Regions from separate parts of the Mus musculus genome. Here all the other regions are linked to region 2. The links are chromatin loops, found by intact Hi-C in ENCODE. Cell type or tissue: heart. All regions are shown on one strand.

Evidence for each region. A loop is a pair of places that touch in the nucleus more often than their neighbours do. Peaks named below come from ENCODE experiments on the same cell type or tissue, not always from the same donor. Only the 100,000 strongest peaks of a DNase experiment are listed, where the experiment ranks them.
Region 1: it touches region 2 in a loop (2.1-fold over the local background); 3 of 42 quality-filtered maps call a loop at or near these places.
Region 3: it touches region 2 in a loop (2.2-fold over the local background); 6 of 42 quality-filtered maps call a loop at or near these places.

Annotation. Positions count from the first base shown.
Region 1 is chr16:29,029,051-29,037,050 of GRCm38, reverse strand. No RefSeq gene overlaps it. Among named protein-coding and RNA genes, the nearest start is that of Mb21d2, 100 kb to the right of the region's middle. In heart, a CTCF peak has its summit at 3,481 (motif pointing right); no DNase peak of the experiment used is centred here.
Region 2 is chr16:28,925,083-28,933,082 of GRCm38, reverse strand. It overlaps Mb21d2 (Mab-21 domain containing 2), which reads left to right and starts at 3,385. Exons shown (of 2, transcript NM_177718.3): 1 at 3,385-3,630. The coding sequence starts at 3,420. In heart, a CTCF peak has its summit at 4,480; DNase peaks (open chromatin) are centred at 3,092, 3,882, 4,082 and 4,332; H3K4me3 peaks cover 3,210 bases; H3K27ac peaks cover 2,010 bases; H3K27me3 peaks cover 687 bases.
Region 3 is chr16:28,858,932-28,866,931 of GRCm38, reverse strand. All of the region lies in intron 1 of Mb21d2 (Mab-21 domain containing 2), which reads left to right. Among named protein-coding and RNA genes, the nearest start is that of Mb21d2, 67 kb to the left of the region's middle. In heart, no CTCF peak of the experiment used is centred here; no DNase peak of the experiment used is centred here.

The sequences.
Region 1 (8,000 bases), 100 kb before region 2:
CCATATGTATGAAGTAAAGGATAGGATAGTGGCCATCTTTAATATAGGAAGGAGACGAATAAGCCAACGCAAACTGGTTGTATAACATGTATCAGAATATAATTACATAAGAGTACAGGTGCTCATATTCTACAGCACTAGATAGGATGGATAGGGTGAGCACAGTTCACAGCAATTTAGGACTTCTTTTAAAAAGAGCTACAAGAGAGGAACTCAAAGTCTCTAACAAATAAATGATAAAGGAGAAAAAATGCTAACTGCCTGATTCAATCATTACACATTATATATATATATATATATATATATATATATAGAGAGAGAGAGAGAGAGAGAGAGAGAATTATCATACTCTACCTCTTAAGTATGCAAAATTATTATGTTAATGAAATATCTTAATGAAGATACAACATAAAATACTAATACAAATTAAAATGAAAAACTTTATGAGTCCCTTGAGTAGAGAAAGCTATATATTTTTCTACAACTACTTTACTTTTAATTTTTTAAGTTTATTCATTTTATGTCTATGAGGGTTTTGACTTGTGTATTTCCATGAACCACGTGCGTAAGTGGTGCTTACAAAAGCCAGAATTAGATAACAGATCTGGACTTGGAGTCAGATACCTGTGAAATGCATGTAGGTACTGGGAATTGAACCCAGGTTCTCTGGAAGAGTAGTCAGTGCTCTTAATCACTGAGCCATCTCTCTATCCCTAACACCTATTAATATTATTAAGCTGTTTAGAACAGCTGTTCTCAACTTGTGGGTCTTTAGTCCTTTTTTGGGGGGGTTAAATGATCCTTTCACAAGAGTTACCTAAAACCATCAGAAAATACACATATTTACATTACAATTCATAACAGTAGCAAAATTACAGTTATGAAGTAACAACAAAAACAATTTTATGGTTGTAGGTCACCACAAAGGGTTGCAACATCATGAAGGTGAAGAACCACTGTTTTAGAAAGTGCTGTGTTACCTGGGTGTGGTTGTGCACACGCTTAACCCTAGCACTCATGAGGCAGAGGCTCTGTGAGTTTAAAGCCCAGGCTACAGAGTGAGATCTTGTCTCCAAAGGGAAGAAACAGAAGCAAGGGAGGAAGGGAAGGAAGGAGGGAAGGAGGGAAGGACGAAGGAAGGGAATATGAAGTAAGACATAGATCCTTTTCCCCAAGGAACTTAGGATCTAGGGCTGAAGATTATATAAATGAAAAGAAGTCACATTACAAAGGAAGTACAGATGGGTTTTCTGTGGTAAGGAGCTGACTTCCAGCTGGGAAGAACAGAGAATAGCTCCGAGCACAGGCCTCATTCTACCTGATATAGAAATGTGAAAATGAAGCTCAATGCCAGCAAGCAAGCACGGACACCCACATGCAGCCACACACTCTAGGAGAGTTCTCAAACCACCACCATTCAAGGACGGGTAGGAACCATGTGTCTTTAACAGGCTGTATTATTTCTCTGACCTTGTCTCCTATAAAGTAAAGGGAGTGGAGTATGTGTAAGGCTTGCCGGTGAACTTGTCAGCCATTGGTCACCCCCTTGTCTTCAGCTCTGGTAAACTCTACAGGCAAAGAGTTAGCATGTGATTTCCAAAGAACGCTGTTCTATATAAATAGACATTGAATCCATGTACAATTAAGCATCCGCTAATAAAACTATGCCAATTATATTCTCGGGCAAGTACAAATGAAGTAGCATTAAGTGAAACTCTAAGCTAAGAATTATTACATACACACTGTAATTCTCATCGTGGTTAGATGGAGAAAGACTCAAATGAAACAAATAGCTGTTTTAAGCACAATGGTTAAAGGTATAATTTCTTGTGAAGTCAATTTAACAATAAATTCTTTTTCTAATGGAAATGCCATTGTATTTCCATCTCATTTAGAGTAAGCATCCAAACCGAGCAGAGAATAAAGATTCCTCCCATGTGATCTCATCTCCCCCCTGCGGGGGATGGGGGCAACCAGTTCATGCAGATTGTTAGAATACGTTCAGATTTTTAATGCATATACTGTTGGTGGGTAGTTAAACATTTTTCTCCATAAGTGGAGCCATGTTCTTTATCCAGTTCTATAATCATAGTTTTGTTTTTAATGTGACTAGCTTGTTACAGTGGAATAAACAGCATATTCTTACAAAACCTTCAAACAGGGAATAACAAATTCAGAGTCAATGTTAAAGTCGAAATGCAGATGCAACAGAGAATTTTCTTAATTGCTATCAAGGTTCCAAGCAGGTGGTGCCCTGTGCAGCAGCCTAGCCACAAGGACTTGTCCTCCAAGCTTGGGAGAGAGGTCAGTGAGGGAACTCTGACTAGGTTGGGGGGAGGGGACCATTCCTTCAGCCCCATCTGTCATTTTGCGCCTAACCTGTCAAGACAAGGCCCAGTGGAGTTCTCTATAATGAGAGAGGAGGGAAGGTGCCGCTTTTTAAATTAATCAGATGTGGCACCCACCGAGTCCATAAGTGAGGCGCACAAAGGTGGCGCGCATAAACCGCCAGAGCCACAGCAGCCCCCACAGACTTGCCTCCGATGCTCTGCTTTCCCGGGCCCACTGCAATCCCGCCTCACCAGGTCTCCCTGCCCGTGTGCCTTCCCTCCCGAGGGAAGCATCTCAGAGAGAGGAGGTTATTGTCTCATTATCTTTGTGTCGTTCTAGCCAACAGGACTGTGGTTTTCCTGTGGTCACATGGCAGGCAGTGCTGATCCATTAGAGCTAGGCGGGCTGGGAAGGAGGGGAAAAGCCAGCTTGCTCTGCTCTCCAACTGCTCTATTAATGAAGTACCGTGAGATGGGAGTGGGGCAACAGGTGATGCTCTCTTAGAGATCAGAGCCTGAGGGATAGATGGAGGATGCCAACCTTGAGTCACAGCATCTGACAAATGCTCTACAGAAATACTTGCTGGCATAGGCCCCTAGGTTTGGAAGCCTGTGTACACTGTTCGCTGTAGGTATGCCATGGTGAGGCTCCTGTGTGCATGACACTTGTGATGCGGTGTGATAATGGAAAACTAAGCAAAGCCCCTTAGGTTATAGAGCCTGAACTTCTTCAGTAGATGCTGATGTGATCTGGCAAGATCCTCTCCCATTTCTTTCACAATTCCATCATATTTCTTCCTTGACTCTAGCAGGACTTTTGACTTTCAATCTGTGGCTCTCACACTGTAGGTGGTGACCCCTTTACAATTCATAACAGTACCAAAATTACTGTGGTAAGTTGCAACCAAATGGTTTTATGGTTGGGGTTGGGAGGTCACGACAACATGAAGAACTGTGTTAAAGGATTAAACATTAGGAAGGTTGAGAACCATTCCCCGCTGCTTTAAATGTTTGTGTATCTGTAACTCTTTTCAGACTAACTTTGTTTCCCTGTGGAGATGGCTGCAGATGCAGAGTTTACGTCCTTCTGGGGATAGTCTTTGTCCAGTGACAGACTGATTAAGCCTTATGAAGTCCTGGTGACTCCGCCTCAAGGGGGAGCAATTTAATAGTTATTTTATACTTCCAAATATCCTGTGGAATCAGGCTGAAGTTGATATCTCCCCAGAACGCCTTGGCTTCCTTCTTCCTTGCCCTCGTCCTGTTTCTCTCCACTCCATCCAGTGTTCTTCTGGGAGCACTTGAATAACTCACACACATGCTGGTCTCAGCTTCTAATTCTAGGAAACCTTCCCTGGGACAACGTCACACAGAATGACAGAGGCAGAGGCAGCAGTCTCTGCCAGTGAACCTCTGTAAAGTGCACATGATCACAGCCTAGGAGTGAGCAAGATGGTCCCTAGCAAGCTGGAGGTGCAATTAGAGTCAAAAGAAGAATATGAAGCAGATGAATGAATATAGGACATGGAAGAAGGAAAGGGAAGAAAGTTTGGTTTAAAAAAGGGGGGGGGGGAGAAACCCATTCTCTGTACAGCCCTAGATGCCCTGGAACTAGCTCTGTAGCCCAGGCTGGCCTTGAACTCAGAGATCCACTCGCCTCCGCCTCTGCCTCCGCCTCTGCTTCACTCTCCAGCACACATGCATTTCAACTTCTAACGTCGTTTCTGATTTTAAAGGCATGTGCCACCACCACTCGGTCCTGGAAAACGTTCTAAGCAAGAATGAAAGCCACTAGTTTCTTACTCGGACTCTATAAGAGCTTGGAGCTACTGAGGAATTGCATTCTAAACATCACAATCTGATGGATCTTTGCCCACCACGGAGACACTGAAGGTTTGACAGCAGAGTAACATGATGGGAACAGTACCACTGGAAGGCCTGTATGGCAAAAGCCTGTAGACGATCCTATGGAATGTGCAACAGGGACACAGCCACGTTAAGGAGCTGACACATTAATTAATGGATGAAAGAGCTGACACAGCACAGGGGCAAACAGCTGTATTAAAGAGGAGTCCTTCTCTGGAGTCATCGATCGTTGCCATGGCCACCCACCCTTGTCCTACCTTCCTTTTTATAATGTAACCAGAAAATTAAACTCTGGTTTAAGGAGGTCTAACCTCAGTTCTTCACTATTTGACAACAGAAGTGCTCAATAATGCATTTATAGAAAACTAAAAGGTAAAACCCACTCATCTAATGCATTTATCTGCAGGTTTCCTCCTGGGTAGCATGTGGCCTTTAGTTTTGATGAATCCACATGTGTTGTCTCTGAAACCTGTGATTTCCTCCCCTCAAATATCTTGGTGTCACTGCGGCTGCACTGTCCTGCTGATGCTGATTATGCCACGCTGTGCCAGAGGCACTACATGAGCCAAGCCACTAACTACTGAGACCCGACACAAAGGTCCACAGGCATCACTAAACTGCAGGCAGAGCAAATAGGTCTCACACTGCTAATTCTGGTCAATTACTGCGTAGAATTCTAAGGCTGCATGAGGGTTGGGAGGAAACGCTATAAGCAATTAATTATATTTGCTATAGGTACAAGAGTGAAGAATGATAGTATGTCAGGGATTTACCCTTTGTTCTAGAGGACCTTTTCTCTTTTTTGGCTACATATATTGCTTTACAGATGAGAATATAGAAGTCTAGGGACAGCCTTACCCAGATTTACACAAATATGACAGGGACAGTGCTTCTTCCAGGCAGATTTTCAGTAGAAAGAAGCTAGCCAAAGTGTAGGGTTTGAGATATATTTTCTCCCATTCCTCTTCCTTTCCCCCTCTCCACTCCTACCCTTTTCCTTCCCCCTTCTCTGAGTGTGTCTCTGTGTGTGTGCGTGTGTGTTCAAGAACTCGAGCAAAACAACACCTTTTGCACATGATTTATATAGGCTTTCCAGATATTTGTCTTTCTTTTTTCTGAGTTTAAAAAGATAGGATTTACCCAGGCAGCTTTATCTCAGGACAGCAACAGACTGCCTTTCCTAATAGTCACTGTTTCCCCTTTGTTAAAGGGTCAGCTATAAAATAACGCTTCCTCTGCAGATAGCTTGTTCTCCAGACAGATTAGATAACTCAGGAGATGTGCAGTGGATGTGGGGCCTTTAACCCTAGGTCAGTCTTTCATCTCTCACCCAGATTAGCCCTGACAGCTACTCAGGAGCCTCCTTGAGAGGGAATGCCCAGCTTCTTATCTCAAGACAATCGGCATCAAGAAATAAAACTTTCTGGCAGCCTGGAGATATGTTTGGTGCACCTCTGTGGCAGTTGCCTGTCACTCCTCAAAGAAAATAGGTTCTGCACCAATCTGGGTGGAGTTTGCTTTGCATGGCAAAAGATCCTGACTACTAAATGGATATCGGTGTCTATTACCAAAGCTCCATCCTTAGCAACAGGGACAATCAACTCTTACCACGTGGGATCCTGGGTCCATGTGAGATGCTAAGCAAATGGATGCCTGCTGAGCTGAAGAGAAGCATCTCTGACCACATTCCACAAATCCCCTTCTTCTCCTCCAGCAGCAGAGTGATGTGGAAAGCAGGTGCAACGCGTCTTGCAAGTAAAACCTATTGTGTCCTACTTAAGTATAACTTGATCATATAGATAAAATAGAATTCACCTAAAAATCAACCTTTCATATCATGCTGAGTGTGATAAAATTGGAGAATATTGTGTGAATGAGATATTTTGACAACATAGACCAAGAATCACCATGCCCTACCTCTCACCTCCATCCCACCCATACATGGCAGACAGACCAACACACACACACACACACACACACACACACACACACACACCATGCACACACACTAGTATGGCCATAATTTTTGCATCATTGAACTACAAAATATTTTTACACTTGCATATGTTCTCTCAAACTCTTACTATAATTCCAGCTCTCCCCAGTTCTCCCTATACTCCTGAACATAAGGAAGCCTTGACTAAATTATTATCTCATGCACTCATCACTGTAATATTCATGTCCACTTTAATGCTCAGTGGAGTATGCTTTATCTTCGCAATGTCAATAAGAGTAAAAAATGTGATGTGGAATATCAATGCAAGTTCATGACAAGCTTTCTCCCTGTCTTAGGAATTTATTGCTGTGAAGAGACACCATGACCATGGCAACTCTTATACAGGACAGCATTTCATTGGGGCTGCCTTACAGTTTCAGAGGTTCAGACCATCATCATCATGGCAGGAAGCATGGTGCTGGAGGAGCAAAGAGTTCTACACATTGATCCAAAGGTAGCCAAGAGGAGACTCTCTTCTGCACTGGACAGAGCCTGGACATAGGAGACCTCAGAGCCCACCTACAGAGTGACACACCTCCTCCAACAAGGCCATGCCTCCTAATAGTGCCACTCCCTATGGCCAAACATTCAAACACATGAATCTATCAGCCCTATTCCTGTTCAAACCACCACACCATACCGCCAAATCATCATTTACTTATTTGTATCACAAATACCTTTCTGATCTCTAACGCCCTCTCTCTACCTGTGTGTGTGTGTGTGTGTGTGTGTGTGTGTGTGTGTGTGTGTGTGTTTTGCAGGATTTTCCTTGTGCAATCACATTTGGACAGAAGGAGGCCTGTGATTGGACAGGGAAAAGGGAGGCAGAACTAAGAGTTGCAGAAATAGAGGCATCTTGGGAGAGAGGGAGGGAGGAGAATGTAGGCCGACGTAATTATTTCATGAGGTTAGAATAATCGGGATAAAGCTTTTATCGTTACCATTAGCTCTGAGATTATTGTATTGGCATCTTGTAAATTGTGATTTTATTGATACATGAATCTGATTGGATAACTATAAGCATAGAGTCTTGTTTTTACCAGGTTACTGGTATTGTGTTATCAAACCACAAGGATGGCAGATCTATTTGGTTATTGGAATGTGGGGCAGAGCCGGCAGGACCCCACTGGGACATAGTGTTGTGGCCCGCCAGTACTAGAGCAGGAATGTGGCCCAGAGGGGCCAGAGAGTTGGCAGGTTGAGAGAAGCAGGAGCACAGAGAGTTGGCGGGTTCATTTTTAAATATTTCCTGCAACATATATGCATTTTTAATTATATTTAATCTTTTCGGTTTTTTGCACTCCAGATTTTATCCCCCTCCCAGTCCACCCTCTAATTGTTCCACATCCCATACCTCCTCCGCCCCTCATCTCCATGAGGATGTCCCTACTCCCCCCCCTCCCCAACACACACACACACATACCCCACCTCACTAGGCCTCTCCACTCCCTGGGGCCTCCAGTTTCGTGAGGGTTAGGTACATCTTCTCTGACTGAACCCAGATCCAGCAGTCACTGTCAGCGTCCAGCCCTCTAGCAAAACACCAACACGAATCAGCAGTGGCAGTCCAGTTCACTCTGTTAAGGGCCTCATATCAACTGGTGTATGCTGCCTGGTTGGTGGCCCAGGGGTCCAGATTAATTGAGACTGCAGTCCTCCTTCAGGGTTGCCCTCCTCCTCCGCTTCTTCCCACTTTTCCCTAACTCAAACACAGGTGTCAGCAGCTTCTCCTCCATTGGTTGGGTGCAAATATCTGCACCTGACTCTTTCAGCTGCTTGTTTGGTCTTTCAGAGGGTAGTCATGATAG
Region 2 (8,000 bases):
TGGCAAATCATAAGAAACCTGGGTCATTTCCATTGCTAGAACCATGAACGGCCTGGCCAATGGGGGCACATCTTTGTGGTCTGGACTGCTATTTAAATCCCTGTTAGGCCAGACAAACTTTGGTTAAAATTATATTCTGTTACTTCGTCATGTGAATGTGGAGCTTGCTATTTTTAATACACACTCAGCTGAGGGTTTGCCATGAATCCGCAGAGTTGTATTTCAAAACAAACAGCCCCAGAGAGGCAACGTGGAAGTCTCTTCCTCAAGGTGCTTGTGACAACAGGAAAATGGACAAGCTCCTCTCCGCAGTGGGAGACATGGAGTTCTTCTGATTGCTTTGAAGCTGGAGGGGGATGTGAAGAAAGCCCTACTTGAGTATTTACTTAGATGGCGGTCCTCCCGCCCTCCGTGCATACTTATTACAAGGCTCAAATATTAATGGCTCTGATAGAAACTGTTCTTTCTCTTCACCTTTTCCAACTGTTTCTTCTCTGACCTCCTATACCATGCATAGGAGATGAAAAGGGATGCAAGGAATTAATTTCACTCAAAGAACAGTCTACTTATAACAACTCTTAAACGGTGGTGAAATACTGGGGGCTGACATTGCCCGGAGTGGTTGCTGTCACCTAAACAATGACCTCTGAGACTTTAAGGGATGATGTCTGTCCATTGCCATACACTAATTTAGACCCCAACATGGCTTAGCATAGAGGTACATACCTGTAATTTCTGCACTCAGGAGGCAGAGGTAAGAGGGTTCTAAGTTCCAGGCCAGCCTTTCCTACACAGAGTTCTATGGCAACCTCACTACATAGTGAGTTCAAGGTTAGCCAGAGCAGCATAGTGAGACCATTCCTTTAAAAAACAAAAACAATAAAAAATATGACATAAAGTGGAAAAGGAACTGCTAAATCCAGTTGCCTGCATATGTGATGGAGACATAGAGTTTCCAAGGACATAGAGGACAAAGCATGATCCAAGAGTCTGTTGAGGAAATGCATTCCTTATCTATTTTCCTCTAACTTTTTGCAATTCAGAGATGGTTATGCCATCTTGTCTCAGATCTATAAAGTATTTCCCATTCAGTAACATTCTCAATATAAATAGGTTCAGTGGAGGTCTATTATTCCTGGAATTCTAATCTGACTGACCAGCAAGAAGTGTCCACAATGATGATCTCATTCATTCTAAACCACCAAGTTCAGACCTAGTTCACATTTGAGAGTGATTTCTGCTAGAAACCCGATGACTTTCTATGATGCAACTATCTTAAGAAAAGGCAGCAAAAAGGAAGGAGCAACGTCTTACTGCCGGTTTTGGAAATTAAGAGAGGAAAGTGTTTTGACTATTTTATATAGACTCTGTCTGTGTCCCGAGTTTGCATGTATGTAGGGCTGGGGATCAGGCACAGAATATGATGCATGCCAGTTAACTCACAATGTGGGACTTGCAATAACAATGAGAAGGCAAGCTGGAGTCATAGGTGTCACATGCAAGCTTCTGTTAAGAGTGCAACAGGGTTGCTACTCAGCTGTGGGGGCAAAGGTTGTGCCTGGCCTGGAGTAGCTATCAGAGCAAGAAAGGATGAGGTTGGCCTTGGTTGGGCTTACAGAACAGAAAGAAGAGGCAGGGAAATTCCAGGGGAGGATCTTTACAAATCTGTGTTTTGTAAAGATCCTGTGGGAGGGGCTGGAGAGATGGCTTAGCAATTAAGAGCACCTGTTCTTGTAGTAGAGGCCCTGTGTTCAGCTCGCAGCATCCATAGGGCAGCTCACATTTGTCTGGAACGTTAGTTTCAGGAGAACTGATGCCCTGTTGTGACCTCTGCAGGCACCAGGCAACAATGCAGTGTATGTAAATGCAGGGACACACACACACACACACACACACACACTCACCCCAGGACCCTAAAGTTTGTATCAACAGTGGAAGCTGATACAGCTAATGGCTACTTAACATGCTACTTAACGTGTCATTCTTTATAATAAATGGTGTCCGTCCAGTCTTATCTCACCTAATTCTTAAAGCAGCCTATGAAGATGTAATGGTTATCCTATTCACATGGGTAAGTATGGCAGGGCCTGGATGTCCAGGTCTTACAAGGTAATGTGAGTTTTCAGTGATGAGAACTCAGGTAAGAAAATTAAAGGGGCCGATAGGACCACAGGCTGGGATAGAGGACAGTTCACCATTGTTCCTAGGGGTCCATAGGCCTCCTTAAGTGTGTGAATCACATGAACATTAAAACCACATCTGCCATTTGGTCTTGATAAACTAGACTTGGACTACAGCAGTCTTGTCTTGAAAACCCTAGTTCCAGTGGGGACATGGGTGAGGGTGAGGGCTAAGTCCCAGGACTCATCCCAGTCATTCCGGTCTGGCTAATAGCGAGTGCTCAAATTCTATTTGCCAAAAGGGAGACTCCCTCTCCCACTCCCATCTTCCTTGTACCCTGGGGCAATTCATTGTTTTCCTTCCCCCACATTCCGCATTTGGATTCCTATCTGTCTGAGAGCAGGTTGGCTCTCATTAAGGCACTATATGTTAAGTTGAATGAGCTGTTACCCAGGCAAACTAATTACCAAGGGCAAAGGTAAGGAGGATACTTGAGTGGTTAATTGGAAGTATCTATACGCGGCATGACTGGCACCCCTTCTTGATTCGCTGATTTTATCATTCTAGGCGACAAAGGACAGAAGGTACATTTTATATTTTTCCACCAAGCAAAGGTACTAAAGTTCTCGGGATGGACATTGGAAAGGCGCCCACAGACACGTTTTCGCCCGGGACACCGCCCTAAGATCAGAGTAGGAAGACTCCTTTCTCCTTGGATGCGCTTGGCAAGCCCTGCCCCTAAAGAGGGGCGGGGGTGGAGGTGGAGAAAGAAAGCGTCCACACCACGCGCGTCAGCCCGAGTACGGACTGGCAAGTGATCCGGGCGCGCGAACCTCTGCCATTTATTTATTTATTTTCTTCCCACCGGGTGCGCTGTCCCTTTAAATGGGAATGCTGCTGCTGCTGGCTCCGTAACACCGGAGCCGGCAGCTTGTTGATTTCAGCGCTGGTGAATTTCACATTGTTTCCACTTCACTTTCCTTGCCCCCGGGGAGGCTCGAGTCCACTCCCGGACGCCGCCACCGATCCCGGCAGGACTCGAGGAGGGCAGGGGCCCGCAGCGGCGCAGCGGGCGGGGGCGGGAGGACCGGGGGCCGGGGCCACACGCGCACCTCGCCGCAGTCGGGCTCCTCCCGCGAAGGAGCGCGGCCGCCCCGAGCGCAGCGCGGCGCGGGGCCCGTCCAGAAGCCAGCCCGCCCACGGGCCGGGCTGCCCAGCCGCGCCGGGAGGCCGGGGCGGGGTGGGGGGCGGGGGTGGGTGCCGCGGCCGCCGCGGAGCCGCCGCTCGGCGCGTTTTGCATGAAGATGGCGGCTCCCACCGCCAGCAAGGCAGCCTCCCTGGGCTGCAACAACAAGCCTGCCTTCCCGGAGCTGGATTTCAGGTCTGGAGCTCGGGTGGAGGAACTGAACAAACTCATCCAGGAATTCACCAGGCACGACCAGCGGGAATACGACGACCAGAGAGCGCTGGAGATCCACACTGCCAAGGATTTCATCTTTTCCATGCTGGGTAAGGAGAACGGGGAGGATGTGTGAGTATGCGTGTGTGCGCGGGTGTGATGGAGCGGGTGGAAGCTATGGTCCCCGCTCTGGCGTTTGCCCGGGGTGTCACCCCTGGTTCCGTGAGGTCCCCTTTCCTCTCCACCGCCAGCTCAGCTGCCCCCTCCGCTCCTGCCTGCTGCGCTCGGCGCGGGGTGCCCCTCTCCTTCCCGATCGCCCGCTCTTTTGTTGGTTCCTCGGCCGCGGGGCTGGCGGGCAGGTGAGGCGGCGGCGGGAGACGCCTCCCGGCTTGGGGAGTCCCCAAGCGGCTCCGGCCGGCTGACACCGGCTCTCCTGCAACCCCGGGCGGCCGTGGTGGAGGCCGACCCGTGCTGGAGCGACAAGTTGCTTCTGTCGTGGTTGCGGCGCGGCGCTGTCACGCCGAGCCCCGGGTGGCCAAACTTGTTGGGTGTTCCAGAGTAACCCGCGGAAGTAGTCCGGGCGCCCGGAGTTGCCTCCAACTTTGATTTGCAAATCGACTTCCCTTTGAAGGGGTCGGAAGCATTTCCGGTGCTTCTCCGGGTTGTTGCTGAGCTGGAATTCCTAATTCCTTGCTTGAACACGACCAAGCTCAGAGCTCTGGCCGCGGAGGAGCGCTGTCCCCCTCGTCTTTGTGTATTGTCCTACTGATGGCTAAGAGGTGCTCAAGTTTCCCACTCTGGGCAGCCCTGGGTTAGAAAAATTTCTCCCACCGTATCCCCCAGCTCTTCACCGACGGGTCTGGAAAGATGAAGAAAAATAATGGGTTCCGGGGATCCAACCCTATCCCTGGCGTCCTGCGGTGGGATTATTGCTTCTGAGTTGTAGAATGAGCATCCGCTGCTGGGAGCCTCGAGTGTGTAGCGCTGTCATGCAGCAGTGGTGGCCCCGTGGTTTACATTCAGCAGGGCTGGACTGGAGGAGCCTTGCTCTCCAAAGGTTTCCACAGTCAATTTTTCAGATAGTGGTAATTGTGATTGACAAAGGCCTTTTAACTACAGGACAGAGTCTTTGCATTCTCTTGGGATCTAACGAGATTGCACTGTTGTTTCTTCCTACCTTATTCCCTCCAGATACCTTTTCTTGCCTCTCTTAGCTCAAGTCGAAGTGATACCGATTGAATGTGGTCCACTGGTCCTCTGAAGAATTAAGCAAGTTGGATGGGCCGTGTTAAACGCGGGAGTATGTTTTCTTTCTCCTGCTCACTCCACACGTATATTCTAGGTATTCTAGGTGGGGAATGTGGTTGAAAGATCCATATTTGGATGTTTGACTGTTTAATTGAATTATTATTTTAATTCACGATGTGGTGGGAGTCAGCTTTCAGAAAGGAGTGTAAAAGCCCTTACAAAGCCCTCCATATCTTAGAACCAAACCAGTGATTGTCAGAAAGACGGGTGTTGGGGGTGGGGTTAGGCGCGCACACAGAAAGCTCAAGGCAGTTATTTAAGTTGCTTAACCATGGTCTTTCTCTTTGGCATAGCTAACCACTGCCTGCCATTATGGTATATTAGCCCCCCACCCCCACCCCCTTGTCTGTGTGTAGAGATAGTGGTGAGGAGAGTCATGGGAGGTGATGGGGAGAGTAAGTTTAAATGCCTGGCTCAATGGGGACTTGTGCACGGTCCCTTCATCCGATACAGTGAATTAGTCAGGTCTTAAGTCACATACAAAAGGTAAATTATTCCAGGGCACTTAATTTATGCGTGTGTTTAGTGTCACCAGTGGCACTGCCGACAGGTAAACAAGATTTGCTTCCCTCCCTTCTCAGTCCTTTGACCTTGGAAGGGTTGCTTTCCCTCCCCTGGGACTTTGGCATTTCCACCTGCCGGAGAGAGACTTCAAGAGTAGCATCTAAGCCCTTTGCCCCTCTGGGTACTACCGGGCAGATGGCGAAATGAGCTTGCCTGTGTGTGGTACTGCATTCATTTTCGAATCCCTTGGTTTCCTTTAATGAGGTGCTGGCTTTTCTAGGCCAGCGAAGGTTTAGCGACAGCCAGGGTCTCCATGTGGATTTACTTCTCTCTAAAGCAGATTCTCGCTTGGCTTGAGAAACAAAATCTCTTTTTTTTTTTTTTTTTGTACACTTTCACTTGCTGTGGTCTGGAGTCTTTCATGAATATGCAGATAGGGTGTCTTGATGACCCCACCCCCAAGCTTGTTAAGGTGGTGTCACTTGGGTGGCATCAGGCCCTCGGTTTAGGGAGCTGTTGGGGGTAGTCCTCTTGGCTTTGTTCTGTCTCTTGTCTGAACTGCACCTGAGGATTTTAAGCAGTTAAAAAAAACAAACAAAAAAAAAAAAAACCGTTATCCTCTCAGTCAGGATGAGATGGCAAAGGCGTTTGTCCAATCCTCTTTAATGGAAATGTGCATAATGCTTCTTCCAGGCACAGGCAGTTGGGGGCCAGGGTTGATGGTCAGAGGACCCTATCTGTGCTACAAGGTTGTTAGCTTGGAACGAGGCCCTTGTAGCTTCCCATCTTTTCATTTTATCTAGTCTTCTTTTTTGGGGGGGGGAGGCTCTGCAATGAGTGAAGGAAGCAGCCAGTGCACTCAGTAGCCCCCCCCCCCCCAGCAGTAGGATACCCACTAACCTGTGTAAGCAGGACCTGCACAGGCTAAGGCTGAGCCCATTGAGGGTCATGGAAGACTCTGGGTTCTGTTTGTGCTGTGATTCCAGTGCCTTTGGAGGCCAAGCATCACTTCAGTTTCTCTACACCTTGTTCTTTCAGGAGAACGATGGCTGTTATTATCTAGTTAATATCTGAGAGACCTCGGAGTGTGTCGAGAGGCTGGAAGTCCATAATGAACGCCGTTTATCAAAATTCATAGAAATCATCAGAGTTCATTCATGTTTTAATAATATTTGATATTTGCATACTCTCTCTGCTGGATCTTTTGTTACCTTCCTTCCCTAGTGAAGTCGGATGGAAGAGTCCGTGGTCTTTCTGTGGAGCACACGTGGAAGAGAGAGTGTGCAGGAGGTGAAAAAGGCAGGAAGAGATGTGTAGTCACCAACAGACCAGGGTTTGGTGCCGTGGCCTGGTCACGAGAGCAGCTGTCAGTTGCTGACCACTTTCTCAGGGCAGGAGCTCCATGGGGTCTTTCTGAGCAGGGGCTTCATTCCCACCCCATAGGCGAAGATGCTGAGAGGTAGTGGGATAAAGAGACCAAAACGAGTGGGTAATAAATCATAGTGACTCAGACACGCTCCTCTCCTACTTGAGTGCATTCATCGTAAAAAGCACGGGATTCGGGCAAGAGAGAGCTTTGTTTTGAGAAAGCACTTGTTTCAGGGTTTTTGCTTCTGTTTCGAGCTGAGAGTCTTCACGTAACGCAGGCAGCCTCTGCAGTGATTGCTGAAGCAAGCACTCGGAGCTCAAGTGTTTTATTCCATGGCAAGATCACCTATTTGAATTCTTGATTGGGAAAAAAAAAATCACAGTGACTGTCACACACACTAGTTCCAGCCCCACTCTGCCCCTTGCTGGCTGTGTGGTATTAGTTTTTAAAGAACATCTTTTATACATAGACAAGAATAATGCATCCTTTCAGCATGATATCTGGAATCTAACTGGAGAGGAAGAAAAATTTTATTATTTATTGAAGAAAGGTACTGTATTAGAGAACACAGTGAATTTCATCTGAAACGACTAGCACAGCTTCACTCCGGAAAGAAGTATGTAGTTCAGTTTGCAGTAGCCTGGAGGATATGGGCTGTGGCTGAAGGGAGCCTGGCTAATTCCAACATTCAGTTTGTGTATGTTAAGCTTATAGTGTGTGCTTGCTATGATGTTAGCTCCATTGCCTAAATCTGCCATCTCCTGTAATCTGACAATCTTAAGGATGTGTCCCATCCAACTATATAAAGCAGATGCCGTCCTGGAGATGGACCACTGAGAGGTGCCAAGAGGACAGGTTCTTCTCAGGATCACTTAGAGCTGAGTTTTGATCAGCGAGCCGCCTGTTGGCTGCTCCGTTAGACTCGGGTGTTTTCAGTGCAAGCGCCTGCATCCCTTTTGCTTCCCTCACTCTTTGCTCAGACACTGGAAGGACCTACATCCTGGGGAATATTGCTCTTACTGGCCTGCTATGCCTGCACAAGCGGGGGTGATTTCTCTTTGCCCTTTGGTTGCTGTCTGTTCCTTTCGGTACAGTTTTCTTTTTCCTCCCACCCAGCACGTCCTGTTAGCCTCTGCAGGAATCTGAGAGTAAAACAGGGAGCAGAAACTTTGAGAACTTCACATGGGTCTATTTTGACCCCATTCCTCTCTCAACCCCTGCATTGGATATTTACTCTAAGAACAGGTTTCCTGGCTGTCCCCAACCAACCCAATAAGCACCATGTGTCCCCTTCAGAGT
Region 3 (8,000 bases), 66 kb after region 2:
AAAAGAAATCGGGGATTCAGCCTTCTGTTTGCTCTCAGCACATGGATATACTTCTGCTTCAGACAGACTGGGTATCTCAGCTTGACTTCATGAAAAGAGCATGATAATCAGATTTTCTGGTTCTGTTCCGCTCTCACTGCTGCTTAGATCCCACAAGACTGTTTGTGGGAAGGTGTGAGTGTGTGTGTGTGTGTGTGTGTGTGTGTGTGTGTGTGTGTGATGGGGGGATATCTGTGTGTGTGTGTGTATGGATGGATGGATGGTGTCTCTTTCCGTGTGGTATGTGAACATCTGTGTATATGTGGTGTATGTATGTGTGTGTTCATCTGGGTGGGGTGAGTATCCATGTGTCTGTGTGGAATGTGTGTGTGTGTGTGTGTGTGGTGTATGTGTGCTGACTCTCTGTGTTTGTGGTGTCTCTCTGTGTTATGTGAGCATCTCTGTGTGTGGTATATATGTGTGTTCATCTGGGAAGAGGTGTGTGTGTGTGTTGTGCCTCTCTGTGTGTATGGTCTTTGTGGGGTATGTGAATGCTGTGTGTGTATTGTTATTTTACTTTTCCCTTTGTATGTAACAGAAATGCTGAACATTATAGTATTATTCAATTAATTCAGATGGACTTAATGGCTTGTTCTTAATGGACAGAGGCTTGAAGGTGACAGTGTGCAACCTGAGAAAGTCAATCTCAATAGACCCCGGCTTTTCCCTTGTTGCTCTTGGATGGCTTACCCTGTGGGAAGACAGCTGCCATCCTGAGGACAGTGTGCCCTTCCCTCATGGAAGCAGTGTAGTGAAGAACTAAGACATCAGACAGCAGCAGGGACTTAAGCTCTTTGCTCAAAGATTCATAAATGGATGTTTCTTCCAACAAGGTCTTCACATAACAGAAGTCTCAGACCAAGACGCAACTGCAGTCTCATGAGAAAGTATAAATAAGAAATGCTTCAAGCTGGCAGTGGTGGTGGCGCACACCTTTAATCCCAGCACTCAGGAGGCAGAGGATCTCTTAGGTTGAGGCCAGCCTGGTCTACAGAGAGAATCCCTGTCTCAGGAAAGCAAACAAAACAAAACAAAATAAAACAGCATTATTTCTCCCTCCCTCCCTATTCCTCCCACTCCCAGGCTGATCGCCTAAAATGACAGCTTAGAAAAATTGAAGGATAAGAGATATTTATAGCTCATAGGTCTCCAAGGGGACTTTACTATGCCATGGTAGGTGGCCGACATAAGAATGGCTGAATAGTACCACAGATTGCCTCAGTTTTCTGTTTGCTCAGGTGGTCCAAGGGTGTGAAGCTTCTGGAATTTATGGATACCTGCTACCACCCAGGTGCTTTCTCTCAAGTCTGGAAAATGTGCAGTGGGCTTCCCAAACTAGATAGTAACCTGGGATCATTGGGAACACAGAGAACCAAGTCACCTGACCCAGGAACGTAAGATTCTCTTTTCCACTGTTCAGGTCTGATAATCCTGTTTGCTTCTGGGGTGTCAACTTTTCATTCCCTTTGGGAGCTTGCCTAATGTCTTTTGCCTTTGGGGTGCTACACGGTAATGAGCTGTTTTGTTCTTGCCTTTGAGCCCAGCTTCCAAGACCTCATCCAAGGGCTCAGCATTGAATATACCAGGGGTCAAGACTAGAGACACAGTGCAGTGCCAACATTTGACCTGTTGCCTGCTAGTCTTCTAAAAGAACAGACATGTTTATGTATGAGAGTCTCCCGGTGTTTACAGATTTCAGAGGCTCCTTGGGGAAAGAGAAGGACCCAGGAGGGAGTAAGTAGCTATGGAGAGTGCTATCAGGAGGAAACGTGTTGACTAGAGTGAAGGAGCAGAGAGCCTTGTGGCTTCTTTGCTTAACAGATACAGGCAGAGTTTTGGGTATTAACAAAGCATATTTTAAATGTGCTTTAAATTCACCAATAAAGTACCATCATCCTAATTTCAAAAAGGTTCTGCAAGCATCATAACTGTACTCAGTGTGGTCTTTGATGTGTCATAATAAGATGTCTGTCTCAACCAAGTATATCAATGTGTTGTGTTGTAGGATCTGCATTTGCTTAAAGGGAAAATGGTATAGGTGACTAAGGGCTTTTATATTCCCTATGGTGATATGTCATATCGCCGTGTCACCATTTTTGGGGTGCTAAGTCACCTGGTGTGCTGGTTAGTTTGTGTCAACTTGACGTGAGCTAGATCATCGAACAGGCAGGAGCTTCAATTAAGAGAATATCTCCGTAAGATGATGGGGCTATAGGCAGGCTGATAGAGCATTTTCCTAATTAGTGATTGATATGGGAAGGTCCAGCTCTTTGTGGGTGGTGCCATCGCTGGGCTGGTGGTGCTGGGTTCCATAAGAAAGCAGGCTGACCTTCTTAGAATTGGGAACAAAACACCCATGGAAGGAGTTACAGAGACGAAAGGATGGACCATCTAGACACGGCCATATCCAGGGATCCATCCCATAATCAGCCTCCAAACGCTGACACCATTGCATACACTAGCAAGATTTTGCTGAAAGGACCCAGATATAGATGTCTCTTGTGAGGCTATGCCAGGGCCTAGCAAACACAGAAGTGGATGCTCACAGTCAGCTATTGGATGGATCACAGGACCCCCAATGGAGGAGCTAGAGAAAGTACCCAAGGAGCTGGGGGGGATCTGCAACCTTATAGGTGGAACAACAATATGAACTAACCAGTATCCCCGGAGCTCGTGTCTCTAGCTGCATATGTATCAGAAGATGGCCTAGTCGGCCATCAGTGGAAAGAGAGGCTCATTGGTCGTGCAAACTTTATATGCCTCAGTAAAGGGGAACGCCAAGGCCAAGAAGTGGGAGTGGGTGGGGAAGCATGTAGGGGACTTTTGGGATAGCATTGGAAATGTAAATGAAATAAATAAAAAAAATTTAATCACATACAAAAAACAAAACAAAACAAAACAAAACGAAAGCAGGCCAAGAAAGCCATGGTTTGCAAGGCAGTAAGCTATTCTCCTCCATATCCTCAGCATCAGCGTCTGCCCCACTTGAGTTCCTTTCCTGACTTCCTTCAGTGATGGACTGTGATCTGGAAGCACAAGTCAAACAAACCCTTTGCTCCCCAAGCTGCTTAGGTCGTGGTGTTTCATCGCAGCAGTAATAAACCTATTACATCTTGGAAACCTCACGTGGCAGCTTTGGAGAGGGCCACTAGGGGAAGAGAGACCTGAGCAGGGGGAGTGTGTCACATTCTCATCTAAGTAGGCAATTCTTCTTCAGTATTGTATTTACTTGCTTAGCTGTCATAATAAAACATGGGCACGGTGGAGTAAGTGACACAAATTGATTTCCTCGTATTTCTAGAGGCTAGAAGTATTAGATCAAGGCCTTGGTGATGCTCACTTCTCTTGATGCCCAGCCCGGGTGTACGGACAGCCTCTTTTACACCATGTCTTCATCTGCATTCCTTTTGTGCCTACCCCGTGTTTCATTGTGTCTTGATTTTTCTGGTATAGGGACACTGGTAAGTATGGACTGGGATCCACCCAATTCGGTTCACATTTCCTTCAGTCGTGTCTTCTCAAGTCTTTATCTTCAAGTACAGCCACATCCTAAGGGATTTTAGAACGAGTTTTTGGGTGACACAGACTACCCCACCTTAAGCATCCCCTCGGGTGTTAGAGGTTGTTGTGTAGCAAGGTTTAAGTCTCTACAGTGGTGTTAAAACAGAGAGACCTCTAAAGAGACTGGATCCGCTTTCTGACATTCTGGAAATAAGTTCTGAGATGCTCTCTGTGGATACATGGTGTTAAAGTTAGAAATGCCAACAGTGATAAAGGCCCCTTTGAATGACACCCTGATTTACTGTTAAGGAAGCCGAGAGCCAGGGAGTGACTTAAGCAGGTTTATAATTAGGTCTTTTGGGTTACAACCCAGTTCTACCCACTCTTAAGACAAATGAGAACAGTAAGCAGACACTCTAACCTCACAGTTGCCTTCAGCCACATTCCAGAGGTGCTCCCATACAAGGGTGATGTGACTTTCTTGTCAAGCTTGGGGGAGGGATCCTACGATGGACACCTCACAGGGAGTGTGCTGAAGACAGTGTGGAATCAAAGCTTTCTCTCCAAAGGCAGACTTTAAAAAAAAGAAAAAATTATTTTTTCTTTCGGATCTCCTAAAGGAGGATGGGTTTCTCAGCATGAGCTGAGGATCAAGGCTGGTGAGTCTGTAACAGAACGGGGTTCCACAACAGGCGGTAGTTAAAGTGATCCACTCAGGGGTTTAATTTGGAATTGAGGTGGGAAATGGTTCCGTGTGTCTAACAGACAGCTGCCATGTTTTGCAGCATCACGTCAGATTGTCCCCATTTAATTTTGGAATCTGTGCAGTGACATGGAAAGCTGAGGTGTGAGTGGCTTCTCTCTAAAGTGGAGGTCAGATTTGCAGATGTGTGTTTTAAAGAAACCTTTTGAAGACCACACAATCAGATACAAGTTTTGGTCTTAAAAACCCATACCCGTGCTAGGAAGCAGCTGTGCCCACAGCCAGTGAGGATTTCTATCCAGCCTTGGGAAGAGATCCTGTGACGTCGCAATAGCTTTCCAGTTAGACTCACTCTCCTGAAGCAGGCTGGACACCTCTCAGGAAGTCATTAAGAGAGAATGGAATTCCAGACGTTTCCTAGGTAGAAGCCTGGGTTGGACTCTCCTCACTGGCTACAGGTTGTTTATAAAGTAACTTATCTGAACACATAAACAGAGACGTTAGACTCTGCACTCGCTACAGGTTGTTTATAAAGTAACTAAGTCATCCTAATGCCGAAGGGGGTGGGGGGGTGGGGATGTCTGGATGTCTTTTAACACACACGAGTACTTTGCTGGGCATATTTTATCTGTGTTCATCGTGAGATGGAATATTTGTACTGTAGATCCACTGGATTTCAACAGATGATTTATTCAATGAAATTTGAGATAGACTTCCTGCCAGAAGGAACGAACAGTCACGACTGCAATGGTTTCTATTCTCAGGGAGTTTGTATCCTGGTAAGGAAAAAAAAAAAGTCCTCTTTAATATAATAATTTCAGTTTTGAATGCACACTGCTTTGAATAAGTTCTCCAAAGGAACAAAGTATGATTCTCGGAGATAATGGGAGCAGGGGGAAAAGAAAGCCTGCTTCAGGCATGAAGGATCTGCTGGCAAGAATGAAGGATGAGGAATTAGTGAAGTGCCCTGGGGAGGGCTGGAGAGAATGCCCCGGAAGACAAGGACTTTAACGGACTGAGTGTCCTGTGCAGAGAACTACATAGTAGACGAGAGACTGGGTTTTATTTTTTTTTCTTTTTCCTTTTTTTCTTTGTGTGTGTGTGTGTGTGTGTGTGTGTGTGTGTGTGTGTGTGTGTGTAACTGGGGCAAATCACTCTCTTGGGCTTGGGACTCTTCTTTATGTTAAGACTGAATTTGAGTCCGAATCTGAGTGTCTCGGGTCCCTCCTTTGTATAAATTGGCGGCATGCTTACCGTGGGTGGGACAATACTACAACCTGAGGTGAACTTCCATTGACCTCCAGCTGTCAGGTCCAGCTATAGAGAAAAGGAAAAAAAAAAAACAACAACAACAACAACAAAAGCATGGCTTTATGTCCTGGGAATGCAGAGGATGTTGGAATTAAGACACCTTCCCAGGAGCAGAGAAGACCGGGGTCTTTATCCAAGCAAGCTTTCTACCAGAAGGTGAAGTACAGTTTAGCCTAAGCGTCCTATGAAAAAGCTATGTAGTATCTAAAACTATTCACCGAAACGTCAATAGCATTGGGCAACACTCTAAAGAAGCAGTCCCCAACTTGTAGAGACTCCACAGGAAAACACATATTTACATTACGATTCATAAGTAGCAAAATTACAGTAACGAAGTAGCTGCAAAAACAGTTTTATGGTTGGGGGTCATCTCAACACGAGGGACTGTAGCTGTATTAAAGGCCACAGCATTAGGAGGGTTGAGAAACACAGCTCTTAAAGAGCCATGTTCTGGGGCTGGAGAGATGGCTCAGTGGTTAAGAGCACTGACTGCTCTTCCAGAGGTCCTGAGTTCAAGTCCCAGCAACCACATGGTGGCTCACAACCACCTGTAATGGGAGTGTCTAAAGGGTCCTCTTGGTTCTTGTTTGGTTTACGGCCTGTCAGTACATGCTCTTTCTGCAGCAGGGGCCCTGCCTGTATGCCACAACTGGTGTTTATGAGAGATTTAGAAGTTCAGGTCAAGGATGAATTTCAGTTGGAAAGCTGAAGGAAGCCAGAAGGCTCCTGAGTGAGATGTTTAAAAACCGAGGGCGATTTTAGTGTTGTTTATTTGAGAAAGATACCTCGGAGCCCTTTTGACGGAAAGGAGCCTTTGAAGAGCTGTGCTGATGTCATTCATTGTTAGTTTGTTTGCTTTCTTTTTTTTTCAGGTATTTATTAATTTTGTGCAGAGCCTGACTCTAGGCCAACCAAGCTGGTCTTGGACTTGAAGTCATCCCTCTGCCTTAGACTTCAGAGTGCTGCAATTACGGGTGTGTCTCACCACACCTGGCTTAAAGATATTTTCTGTGTATCCTTGTGTGTCTTTTCCTGGGGGAGATGTCTGCTTACCCCTGAGACTGTGTCTAATGGAAAAGACGCAATTCAACCTGGTGGGTGGTGTGGTCTTTACCACCACCCCCTCTTGGTATTTATGGTCAGTGTGGAATGGATATAACCTGCCATCAGGCTACTGAGACTTTCACTTGATGGCAAACTGTCCTTGGAGAGATACATTTTCTTGTGTTAAGGACAACAAAACCATTCACTTAGTTGAAGGTACTTGGAGAGGGGAACCTTGACTAAGGAGTTCAGGATGTGGGTTTCCATGACAATCTGACGAAAAGAACAAATGTCACTAAGCTCAGATCAGTGTTCCAAAGTGTATATGTTTAGCAGACATCTGTGGGGCTCTGGTTAATACAGATCTCCACGCCTTCCCCAGAATTAATACGTCAAAATCTCCTCGGTCCCGGAGGGTACTTAACAATTGCACCAAGTGGTTTCTTGTGCCAAAACAAGTAGAAGGAACACAAAGACTGTCGATGCTTTTTTCCTTGCCTGCTTTTCCCTCTCAGCTGGGCTTTGTAGCAGCCTTTTCAAGTATAAATGGTGGTGATAGGAGCCCGAGGCAGTAGCATTCCAAGTGGAGCTGGAGCCCAACAGAGCTAGTTTAATTAGTTGTCCTGGATAGCCAGGGCAGCATTTCCCTTTCTCACGCAATGCCGCCTCAGGATGCTGTCTGTCTGTCCTTCTGGGTGTCTTCTCGCCTGTGATTGTCTTTCTCTTTACAGCATCCCGAGTGTAGTGGGGAAACGTCTAATAACCATAATCTGTTGCTTTCAGTGTGTGTCTCCCCTCAGTTTTATTTATATCTCTCACATTAGTGCAATCATAGAATTTATGATGTATTTTTAAATTTTTATTTTTTTACAACTTTTGAGAAATTCTGAATCTTGTATTCAGTAAGAGACAAAGGCTTGGTTAGCTGAGGTTAGCTTCATTTATAGTCTGAAATGCAAATGCTAAGAAGCTGTCACAACCAGGGGACATCTCTATGCACCAGGGAACCGGTTTCAGATGAGCTCCCTGCCTTTCTTTATGCTAGTTATTGATAGCTAAGTAAACACGTGGCCCCAAGCACTGTGGGTTTATAAGTGAGTGGTAGTATCTTCCATAGTCTTGGGACCAAGTGTCAGGACGAGGCTTAGCTGCGCGGTTCTGATTTGGCAATGCCTGGAAGGCATGCTTAGCTGGCGTTGCTGTCACCCACCTACTTGACTGGTGCTGAAGGACCCATAGTGCCAACATAAACATCTTCACAGCGTAGCGGCTGGCTTTCTCCAAAGATTCCAGGGACCAAGGCAAGGAAGGAAGTCACAGTGCTGTTAATGCCGTCGCTTCAGAAGTCTCTGTTAGCTCTTCTGTACACACATTTGGCATACACACTAGCCCTGGCTCACCG